Linked DNA regions of Mus musculus: region 1 is linked to region 2. Evidence: chromatin contacts called from ENCODE Hi-C or POLR2A ChIA-PET data. All regions are on one chromosome and are shown on one strand. The core of a region is the stretch at or near the end of the contact, and the rest is flanking DNA. Distances in the headings are between cores, read along the strand shown. Region 1 overlaps Arl3 (ADP-ribosylation factor-like 3). Region 2 overlaps Sufu (SUFU negative regulator of hedgehog signaling).

What was found. A loop is a pair of places that touch in the nucleus more often than their neighbours do. ChIA-PET counts read pairs that join two places held with the same protein, here RNA polymerase II (POLR2A).
Region 1: a map of heart shows a loop between it and region 2 (2.8-fold over the local background). The contact joins two enhancer-like sites. A Hi-C loop is called at or near these places in 1 of 37 maps with a recorded cell type or tissue (heart). POLR2A ChIA-PET finds 5 or more read pairs at or near these places in 4 of 5 experiments (Patski and embryonic stem cell).

The regions. Positions count from the first base shown.
Region 1 is chr19:46,527,200-46,532,542 of GRCm38, forward strand. Arl3 (ADP-ribosylation factor-like 3) reads right to left here. Exons shown (of 6, transcript NM_019718.3): 6 at 3,910-4,187. The coding sequence ends at 4,140. Among named protein-coding and RNA genes, the nearest start is that of Trim8, 28 kb to the left of the region's middle. Within about 2 kb of position 1,753, at least 2 of the 3 ENCODE cell types and tissues checked have a DNase peak (open chromatin) inside an H3K27ac peak, as active enhancers do; they include heart, where a contact is called at or near this core.
Region 2 is chr19:46,474,822-46,480,689 of GRCm38, forward strand. It overlaps Sufu (SUFU negative regulator of hedgehog signaling), which reads left to right. Exons shown (of 12, transcript NM_001025391.2): 10 at 687-825. Among named protein-coding and RNA genes, the nearest start is that of Trim8, 24 kb to the right of the region's middle. Within about 2 kb of position 2,846, at least 2 of the 3 ENCODE cell types and tissues checked have a DNase peak (open chromatin) inside an H3K27ac peak, as active enhancers do; they include heart, where a contact is called at or near this core.

The DNA of each region.
Region 1 (5,343 bases), core at 503-3,002, 51 kb after region 2:
ATGGAAGTTCAATTTTAATTTCAGATAAATAATGTTTTCCTGAGTATTATAACAAAGTCCCAAATATTGTATGGAGTACAGCTGAAGTAAAAACTAGTCTTTATTTGAAATTCAAGATGAACTGAATGTCCGGTGACACATCGGACACCTTGTGCCTTTTCTCTCCTCTCGCCTCGCCTCTGGCTTCCCTCTCCTGCCGGTTGCTCACCCTCTGTTGTGGGTAAGGAGGGACCCTAGGAGTAGATGAAGGGGTGAGCAAGACCATAGCCCTCTAAGCCTGTCACCTTTCATGAGTGTCCCCATTAGACTTCTGAGTTTTTGAGATGGGGTTTCAAGTAGCCCAGGCTGCCCTTCCAAAGGCTAGCATTTTCTCTGGGCAGCTTCCAGCAAGAGGACTCAGTAGTAGGCAGTAGGTGACTGCAAGTGTCCCTGGCAGCCCTAATGTTCTTGACGGCTCCCTCCTTTTTGCCATCCATGGGGCTGAACCTATGCAAAGGAAGGAAAGAGATGTGCAACTGTGCTTTTGTGATGAGAGGACCTGAGGCCCTGGGGACTGGGAGTCCGGGAAGAGCAGGCAGTGCTAGCCTAGGGGACAACTGGTGCAGAGGGCTGTGGGAGGCAGCTGCTGAACAGGCAGGAGGTGAGGGCTGGGACTGAAGTGGGCTGTGGTACTGTTTCTTTGTTTTTTGTTTTTTTTTTTTTTTTTTTTTTTTCCTTTAGAGACAGCAGGGGACCTAGGTTTCTGGCTCCACCAATCCTTACAGGAGCTGTGATGCTGGCAAATTCCTTAGCTGAGGCAAAGGCCTCTCTGTTTCTTCCACTGCAAAGTGGGCTTAGTGCTGCCTAGTTACGCAGGAGGTGCATGGGGCTAGGGGTAAGGTGAGGCGGGTGGCTGCTGCTGCTGCAGCAATGGCGGTGGTGGTGGTTTTCATATCACCTGGTGGTGGTGTTTTTTTTCTGAAAACAGCCCTCCCTTGAGGAAACCTAACCTCCAAAAGGGCAAAGCTGCTTAGGCCCTCTTGGAGTTCCAGCAGAGATCACAATCCACTCCAAGACCGCCTTCGTTGCAGCTACATTTTATTTGTTGCGTTTTTTTGACAGACGTCTAAATTATACATTGAGCTTTCCACGTGACCAAACACCGCGTCCCTTCCTTTGATTATCATTTTCAAAAGGGACTAAAAAAAAAAAAAAAAAAGAACCTTCCGATGGATCACACCGAACCCCGAAACCACATGGAGAGCAGAGCTAAAAATAAAGGAAGAAGCATCCCGAAAAGGAGAGGGAGGGGGGAATCAAAGCGCACTGTGGAAGGGAATGGAGACACTGGGCCTGGTGAGGGTGACATGGTGTCACTCTCTCCAGGCCCAGGCCGGATAAGGAGCGGCCAACAGTGAGGGTGGGGCACGGACTGGCATAAAAATAGCCACCACTTTAGTCCGGAGGGGAATAAAGAAATCGTCAGAGACAGGGGACAGAGGGAGGGAGGGAAGTGTGGGGGAGGGCTTCGGTAAGACTGTCCTTCTGCAGCATCTCAGGCTGTGGACTTTTCTACCGGGCAGAGCGAACCACCGGCATAATCGCTGACTTTCAGCTGTGCACCGACATGTTCCCCAGCTCAGCCCCACATCAATGACACCCTTGTTTCCATAGTAACCAAGGGAGAGCGAAGGGGAAAGGGTGTATTGCACTGGGCGAAGGGAATCCAGCCAAAAGGAGCCACACAGGGAGGGTGAGAGCAGGGCTCGGTTTTTCCCACAACTGCTTGGAGTATACACTGTGGACTTTGCCTGCCCTCTGGCCTCGGCCCTCGCCCCCTGAACATTCAGAAGCAATGGTGCGCAGAGCAAAAGTCTTACCAGGGCTCACTGGGATGGGGGGGGAGGCACAGGGGCGGAGCATGCCCTTTCTAGCTTCAGACTCTGTTCTCTGGCCATGGCCACAGGGGGCAGGGGTGGCACGGCAGAAGGAAACGGGACTTTACAAGCATTCTGGTTTTACAAATGGGAGCTTTCAAACTGCAGTTTTCAGGCTCCATTCATTTATCCCCGGAGCCCCCGGAGGGTTCAACAGGGCTCACAGGGAAGATAAAAGCCTGTGACAACCACAGTTGTCTCTGGTGTCTCTAGCTGGGAAGCAAATGCGGACATTTACAGAGACAGCGATCAGAGCAGGGCAAGTCGCTCTGCCTATGAGCTGGAGCCGGGGGGTGGGGGTATGGGTGGGGGTCGGGGCTGTTTAGAACAGTTCCTTTAGTTGGTGGTAAGAGACCAAAAATGCATTACAACTCAAGCTCTTCCAAAGTCAGAGAGAGTCCCCTGGTGCAGCATTCCAAAACTGGACTTCAAAGCAGGCTTCCAGCCCCCCAGACAACATCCTGAAGCATATTTGTAAGGAAAAGCAAGTCTCAAGGGCCAAAGCTACATCTGGTGGCCTGAGATGGGGCATTTCCGATGCTTTATAGCTGTTTGCCACCCTTCAAAGCTAGAGGGATTCGGGTGAGTTAGAGAAGTCGATGGGAGAGGCGGCGGGCTAACTAGCTGAGGTTTAAAAACCTCACCTTCTTTTGTCTTGCAAGTCTTTACAGGCCCGTGCCTGTGCACTGCTACCCCACACCTCTCCCCAGCCTTTGTTGATAGCTTTCCTCCTGGCCACCTTTCAAACTGTCCAAGTTTCTCCCTCTCCAGAGTCCAGAATAAGCTGGGTACCATGGAGCAGGGACTTCTGTGGCACTTCCTGTCTTTGCCACCACACCGTGGTGGGCTTGGAAAGGGCCACCTCCCAGGATGAGAAGGCAGCTGGCCTCCCTGGCCCTACCAGGCATTGGATAGCCTCTTATTTATCCTCTGAAAAGCCCTGAGCTCTTGCCCAGAACAGTTGAATTCAGGAGCAGGCTATGCCCTGGTCTGCTTTCAGGGTTTGAGGCTGGGATTTCTGAGGGCTCAGGCAAACTCCTTTGGCAGTGGGGGAACGAATGGGAGGGGGGTACCATCCCTTCTGATCAGACCACAACAGGGTTGCTGGAAAGGGGTAGAAGAGCGCAGCATGGGACGAGTGGCTTTGGGGGGGGGGGAGGGGCCCAGCCCATGCTCTCAGCCTGCAGCAGATCCTTCCCACACCGTCTAGTTGCCAGCTCTGTAAGAATTGATCTCTTCTCAGAATCGATCTGCCTGGCTTTTCTCAGTGGAGCAGGTTCATGGCACAGCTGCATTTATTTTTAAAATCTGATAGCATCGGCCTATTGTGATCATTTAAACACAGAATTCTTTGAGCTTTAGAAATCCCCTCTGCAGAGAAATCAGCTAATCTCGGAGCCGGCTGCTCCCTGCTCCACTGAGCTGGAGAAAGCCTGTTTATGCTAGCCTGAGCCCTCGACGTGAGGGCTTTTTAAGGACCTTGTAATTTTTCTGGAATTAAACCTCCCAGCTCCCCTTACATTCCAGATGTCATTACAGTCAAAAGTCCTACGAGTCTGCTTCCCCGTGTGGCTGACAGGGCTGAGGGGATGGGAGAAGGTGGAGGGGCCGGGGCTGCAGAGGCCATGGCTCTGTGGCTCTGTAGTGACTTGTTTGCCAAGAATGTTCTTCTTTTTCTGTCCAAAAGTGAGGATTACACACAGCCCCTTACCTACCTGCCCAGAGGGTTTGGTGATCACCAGCTATTCTTTACCTCCCACAGTGGCTGCCTCCTGCAGGACAGACCAAAGCCCTGGCTCAGTTGCAGATAGGGGAAAAAAAAAGTCTCTGCCCGGCACCACCAACCATGCAGTTTCCAACTTGCAAGAGAGTGAGGGGACAGACAGGTCAGTAACAGAGGCAGCACAGCCGCCTGGGATCATCCGGCGGCAGGACAAGCGCTTGCTCCTTTCTAATCATGTGCTCTGAGACATTTAATACTATTTCAACTATGCAGAGGAAATAATATAATTCCTTTATTTGAAAAACGATACCGAGCCTCTGAGATCAGTTAAAATCTACTGCTGGGATGGGGATCTTTCTCAGGCTGCTGTCCCTCCCCGCCCGCCACACAGCTGTGGCTGTGCACAGACAGAAAAGCATTTGGTCAGAAAGCAGCAACCCAGTGTTTCTAGGGCTGACTCTAGCTCCCGGCTCCAGCGCCACCATCCGCCTGCCTCCGTTTTATTTCTTCTTTGCGTTGACATTCTTGCAGACCCAGTTCATGCCATCCTTTGAGGGAAATGGACAGAAAAAGGCAGTGTTAGTTGCAAGGAGTGTCCCCAAGAGCTCAGCCTGGAGGGGACCGGGACCACCTACTCTCTAGGGAGTTTGTTGCCCCCAGGGCCCACCGGGCTCCTTTTGAGAGGGTGGAGGGAGGTTCCTGAGCACAGGAGGGAGACAGCCCATCAACCTCTGAACTTGAGATGCGTCCTCAGGAACTCCCTCTGAAAAAATAAACACATCTCACATCTGCCTGCAGAGGAGCTGTCAGGGAAGATTCCAGCCTTTTCTGGCGTTTTCTAAAAGCTGACCCTTACTAGGACATTGGTTCAATGAGCCACCCTTCTGGTTCCCCTGCGTGTTTACAGTGTGACAGTGTACACTTGGGTTAAATTAAATTTCATTTTAGAAAAACAACCCTCTGCAGTGGGTGTTCCTCCACACATGCAGGGGCAACACACACGTGCTTCTACAGAGAGGTTTCAGAGTGGCTTCTTTAAGCACTACAGTAGAACAGAGGGAAGGAGAGGTTTTCTTAAAGGCACAGCGACCTTGAAAGTGTCCTTTTTTTTTTTTTTTTTTTTTTTTTTTTTAGAAGGCTAGAGAGGGACTGAGGTAAAAAAGAAAAAAGAAAAAAAAAAAACCCACACAATGCCCACAGCCTCCTGGTAGGCAGCACAGTTCCTCACTGATGCCAGGCCTGTCAAATGTGACCTCCTTGCCAACCCCCTCTGGAGCATTCCTGGACGCGCCCCCCTCCCCCCACTCCTGCCCTTCAGGCAAGTCAGGCTCCCTTAGAAGCAGGAAGAGAGCTCCAGTGGGTCCTGCAGGGTATCTTGCCCAGAGTCTGGCAAGTTGCCTCACCTCTGCGTGCTTATCAGACACATGTGACACCCAAACTCCCAACCCCACATTTCTGGTGGCTGTGGATCTGGCCGCTGAACCTGAACACCTAAGACAGCTTATGGCAGTAAATATCAGCTGACACCCTTGGCCACTGGGACATTAATCCCGTAAACAATACATCACTGCAAAACAGCCAGCAGAGCCCCTTTCTCCTGGCTAATCTGCCGGTCACCTGCAAGTACCCTGATTAAAACTGCACTGGCTGCCAGGGGGCGCCGGGGCAGGAGAACCTGACGACCTGAGGGAACTTCCTGCTTTG
Region 2 (5,868 bases), core at 1,596-4,095:
CAGACTCCAACCGTCCAGTCTCCTCCTGCAGCTTCTCAGGCCCAGGCTTGGGCTTGGAGCCTGGGGAAGTGTTCATCCGAAGCAGACTGAGAATGCAGAGCCATTTTTTCTCCTGCGATGCTTGGTATCCCTGCCTGTCAGTCACCACTGACTACCTTCCTCCAGTGTCCAGGATGGGGACTAGTGGTGACTTCTTGCAGTGACCCTGCTTGGCTTTGGATTTTTTGGTTTTGTTTTGTGTTTTTAAAGATTTGCTTATTGCCTCTAGGATAACTGCTTAAATGTTACAGGAGAACCCAGACAAAGGAAGACTGTCAGGGCACCGAGGTCTCCCTCTGGGAGACATGAGTCCTCCACTCTGGCCGTGACGCAGAGCACACGGTTAACTTCCCTCTCTGGCCTCATTGTTCTCACCTTCTCGAGCTTCTTTGAGCTCTCATCTAGCCTGGCCACTGGGTAGGAGCTAAAGGAAGGACACCTTTAGTGAAGTGGTAGTGGTGACCTTTCAACTACTGTTCTACCGTGAACAGGTTTGGTTAAAGTCCCTGTTAGTGAGCAGGTGGGCCATCAGGAGGGCGCTGGCCAGGCACTCCGCCTCAGGGAATGTTGCTCTTTAGCCCCAGCTCCTTGGATAGGGACCATGTTCTAGGCCCAGATCCCCACTGTCTCCATATTCCCATCCCCAGGGGCAGACTCCTACATGGCCGGCACTTCACCTACAAGAGTATCACAGGCGACATGGCCATCACGTTTGTGTCCACGGGAGTGGAAGGCGCCTTTGCCACTGAGGAACACCCGTATGCAGCTCACGGACCCTGGTTACAAGTGAGACGCAGCCTCTCTTCCTTCTCCTCCTCCTCCTGTTCCTCCCTTGCCGCCTGCCCTCCCCTCCCCCACCACCCCAAGGACAGGCCCCTGTGGCTCCCATGTTGAGCTGGGAGCTGCCTCTTGGATATAGAGGTTGTGAGTATGGGTGCTGCTGTCCTCACAGCTGCACTGCACTTCTGGCCATTGGTGGAATGGCCGGCCAGTGACAGTGGGAACCCAGGTGAGAAGTCCCCATACTCTGGGAAATCAAGATCCAAGAGTGGAGGGTGGGACGTGGGTGCCCCTCTCCAGAGACAGTATGGAAACCTCACCAGAATGTATAGGAAGTGAGCTCTGGGACTAGGGTGGGCAGCAGAGCCCCCCACATAGGAAGTGAGCTCTGGGACTAGAGTGGGCAGCAGAGCCCCCCTGAGCTATCAGGTGCCCCCTTTGCTCCTGATGGAAACCATTGAGCAGAACCTGATGGCTTGTCCAGCACTCAGTTCTCCCGTTCTCCTGCTCTGAGCATGGATCACGGCTGATGGCGAGCACAGTACTTGGCTAAGGGCTCTTCGCCTCTTTCATACCTTTTTTTTTTTTGGCTTTTGGCTTTTGGCTATGTTTTAGAGTAGGAGAAAAATAATTTGCCTACCTTTCACAAAAATATCAGGAAAGGGAATCAGGGCTAGATATGTTGATACCCAACTTTAATCCCAGCACTTGGGAGGCAGAGACAGGGAGATCTATGAATTTGAGGCCAGCCTGCTCTACATAAAGAGTTACAGGCCAGCTAGGGCTACAAAGTGAGATCCTGTCTTAGAAAGAAAGAGAAAGGGGGGGGGGGGAGGAAAAAGGAAAGGGAAGGAAAGGAAAATCAGGGGGCTGGGGAGAGAGAATTTGACCTTCATCCAAAAGGGAACCAAGCTCTGTCTGTGGTGTGTAAGAGAAAGCAAGCAGGAGTTACAGTAAAAAGGCAAAGAATTATACTGGCTTTGTGGATTGCCCAGTCTGGGGTCTGCGCTGTTCTTAACATGGGTATGATTTTGTCTGCGTATGTCTGCTTGCAGTTGAGCCTTTCTTCCTCAGAGCATCCTCCTCCCCACCCCACCCCACTAACCCTTAATTAAAACAAACAACAAACAAAGGGTACAGCCACTCTTCTCAGACTAAGCCCAGAGGTAGAAGTGGAAGCTAGTGCTGTAGGGATATTGTGTTCCATAAATTATCTTGCCTTTTTCCACTGTTGTTATTACATTGTTTCATAACAAAATTACTTTGTACCATAAAGTTATAAATACATTTTAAAAGTCCCACTTGGTAACGTTAGATTTCGTCTGTGTGGTGTTGGTAGTTACTGTAGCAAAAGCTCTGAAGTGTAACATTTGAAATGAGCCCAGCAAGAATGGGAAAGACCTCCCACATCCAACTCCCACCCCAGCCCTGTCCTAGGCTGCCATCCTGCTCTGCTGACAACTGGAGGAGCAGGACTCTTCCCACTGTCAGAACGAGTATGGAGGTGGGAGATGGGGACCCCACCAGAGACCCCAGCCACAGAGAGTCCACAGATCATTATTCCAGGACGAGATGCCATGCCAGCAGGTCTTAGCAAAGTGCCGTCATGGTTCGTTTGTGGTACATTGGCAGTGCAAGCACATTTTGAGGGGGGAATTAGGGACTGGGGGTCTTCCTAGATTAAAGAAGAGTCTCTGCCCTTTTTTTCTTTCATCCTTCTAAGAACATCTTCCAGCCTGGGGGCTGGGATGGTCTGCATCTCTGGTTTTCAGCTGCTCAGGAATCTGGGCCCCCAGAAAACTCAGCAGATGTCTGGCAGCCCCTCAGTGTTCTGGAAGGAAGCTGCCTGCACCCCACCCATTTCCCAAATTCCTAATCCCCTGGCTGCTGCTGTTTCCACTCTTGGCTCTACTGACTCACCGCCCCTCCCCCTCCCCACCGTGCCACAGACAGCCCCTCGATGAATTGGGCCCTTCCACACTCCCAGCACTTGGGTCCCCTCCCGTGGGCTGTTGCCTGGGGAACCAGGGAGCGGTGGGAACGAGTTGCTGGCCTCGGCATGTTTCAATCAAGTTGCTGTGCTAGGAGCTGCTTAATCAAAGGCCTGTTATGGGCTCATTAGTGTGGTCCACCACGGGCCACCCCTCAGGAGAGTCCTGGGAAGGCTGGCTTAGGTCCCGCCCTTCAGGCACGCACCCTTGATCACCAAGGGGTTTCTCAGGCTGGCTCTTTGCAAGGAGCCCTGGGAAACTCTCCATCTGACCTGCCCTAGTCAGCCCGGTTCTCAGCAGTGAAGCCAACACCCACATCAGCCTTCCTCCTCTCCTGATCAGCGTTTTCTGCTTCTGATCGCTAGCCTGACTTTTCCTTCAGGGTCTTGCCTCTGTGGTCACAGGCAGCTCCCGGGCTTGTGAGAACCAGGCTTACAATGACTTATGGGCCTCTCGATTGCTTCTGAAGGGCCAACTGTCTCCCCAGGAATCTATCGAACTTCTGGAAACCTGGGGTTCCACTCAAAGTCACAGATCAAACCCCACTATGCCAAGAAAGGGCCCAGGGAAACGCCGGCACCCAGAGCGCCGAGCCTGCTGTCACAGGCTGCTTTCTGCCACTCCCAGGGTCTGCAGTGCCTCCTGAGCCTCTGCTCAGACCTGAGTGCAGGTGGACGAGCAGGAGGCAGCTGAGGACTGCAGGCATAGGGTACAGAGAGAGCCAGCCCTCTGTCCCTTGGCTGCTTGAACCATCCCTGTAAGTCACAGCTGGAGTGGGAGGGCCAAGGAGACTGTCTTGCATCAGCCTTCAGCAGCCTTCCGAGAGCTCACTCCCTGCTTGGCCCCTTGTTCTGGCCACCAGCCCAGGGAAAGGCAAGGCCAAGGCATCTGTCCTCTCAGTGCCGGGGAAGGGGAGGCTAAGGGAGCCAGAGCCCTTTGCAGAGCTGGTGGGACGGCCTCAGATGGGCTTCCATAGACATCTCATCCTGGACTGCCACATGGTCCCCCAATTCCTACTAGCTCAGGAGGACTCAAGGTACTCTGGAGGGCAGATGTAAACTCACACACAGGGATGCTGCGAAGGCAAGATCTTTCCAGAGTAGAGGCATGGCCTCATCCATCCTACTTCGTGTAAGCCAAGTCCAGAGCTTTATGAGAGGTCTCCAGACCCCGGAACAGGCCAGTGTCCCTTCCTAGCCCTGGCACTCTTCGCTGGGGGCTGTGGCAGGCTTCCCCCTTGGCCTGTTGACTCTGAGTTGCCAGTCTTCTGAGCAGAGCCCCGCCCAAAGCTGAGTCAGTTTCCGACATAAGTTCTTAGCCAGAGCTATCTGCAGGAGAGACACTTCAGTCCCAGAGGTCGCTGAAAGGTCATATGACCAAACATGAGATTATTTTTTTTTTTAGGCCTTGCAATGCTTTCTCAGCTGTGTGGTGTCTGATAGCTCACCCAGGTGGTGCTCTTAGTCCCAGCCACTCCCTAGCAGCCCAATGGGAGGTCCTGGCTTGGGAGAAGACGCCTCCCAGCTGTTCCCTGTGGGAAACCTCTGCTGAACTGTATCCCAGCCCAGGAACAGGCTTCCCAGATCTCTCCAGCCTGTCTTCTTCCGTCCCCATATACACCTTTGGATGTGGTGTAGAAGCCAACCTGGGAGTCCCCTGCCCGGCCCCTGGCCCTCCCTTTCTGGTGCCTACCGTTTCTCCTTCCGGTGGGCCTGCCTATACCTGGTCTCCTTTGGAGATCTTGCCTTGGGCCGTCTCCAGACCTCTTTGTTCAGTCCAGTGCCTATTACGTTGCAGAGCAAACTGTAATTCCCCACTGTGTCGACAGAGCAGGAGTCTCAGCCTGCTCCTGGCCACCAAAGCCAACTTCTCACCACCCACCCAGAGCAGGAAATGAGCGAGCGCCCCCACCACTCACAAGCACATGCCTCGCCTCGGCCCCTCCCAGGACGGGAGTGTCTGCCTCAATGTGGGGAAGGGGAGCAGCCGACAGGAGCCCTTGCTGGGCTCCACCTCGATGCCCTCATGGGTGCCAGGGCTGCTCCTTGGCAGGCCATGCCTCTGTAAAGAGCACACTTCCTTCCTGGAGAAGAGGAAAGGGAGGGAAAGAAAGCCAAGCTTGCTGGGGAGCAGAACAACATGTCAACACACGGAGCAAACAGGGCCCCAAGACAAAGTGTGGATTGTCATCACACCGAGGGAAGGCATGGGCACTGTCAGCCACTTAGAAATCCGTTGACCGCAGACCTTGGAATGAGTGTCAGATTTGTGGCGGTTCAGTCCCCGCCTGCAGCACAGCCGGGCCTGCCCGGGGCAGGCACCAACAAAAGATCACTTTTCAGGTTCCTTTCTGGAACTTGCTGGAACCTGGAGAATTGAGAGGTTGTTGACAATCCTTTCTCACCGCCAATGAGCCAGGCTGTCTGACTGCACTGCACAGGTCCTGTGATGGGAGCCCACTGGAGTGAGCTCTGAACCTTGGCTCCAGACCCTCTCTCCAGCTGACCAGGCCCTCACAATCAGTCACCCAGAGGTAGAGCTGCAGTGGGGAGCTGCTGGTTCACACTCTTCTCAGCCCTCCTCCTCTGGGCTCTTCCTAGCACTTCCTCCCCCTATGCGCTCTCAGGGTGCCTTGTGAAAATGCAGGTGTTTTTGCATTGCCTTGGGTAGACTGTTGTCCAGAGTGAGAGCATGTTGCCCAGCACATGTGTTCTCCAGAGCCCTCCAAGGGAACATGTTACTCAGAATGGTCCAGGGGCCCTTCCTCTCTCCTTAGAGGGTCTCCATCCTCCAAGGGCTCTTTGAGCGAAACCCTCAGTGCTTTGTCCCGGTTCTTCAGACAAGCATAATAGAGTGCAGCGAGTGTTGGGATGGTTTGTCATTGCTGCCGATGTTTCTAGACGAGGGGAACTGTTAAAATGTGTGGACTCAGAATGAAGTGTGGTCCTATAGGTCTCTTTAATCCCAGTGCTTGGGAGGCAGAGGCAGGAGGATCTCTGTGAGTTTGAGACCAGCCTGGGTGTGTGTGTGTGTGATACTCTGCTTCCAGCCCTGTTGG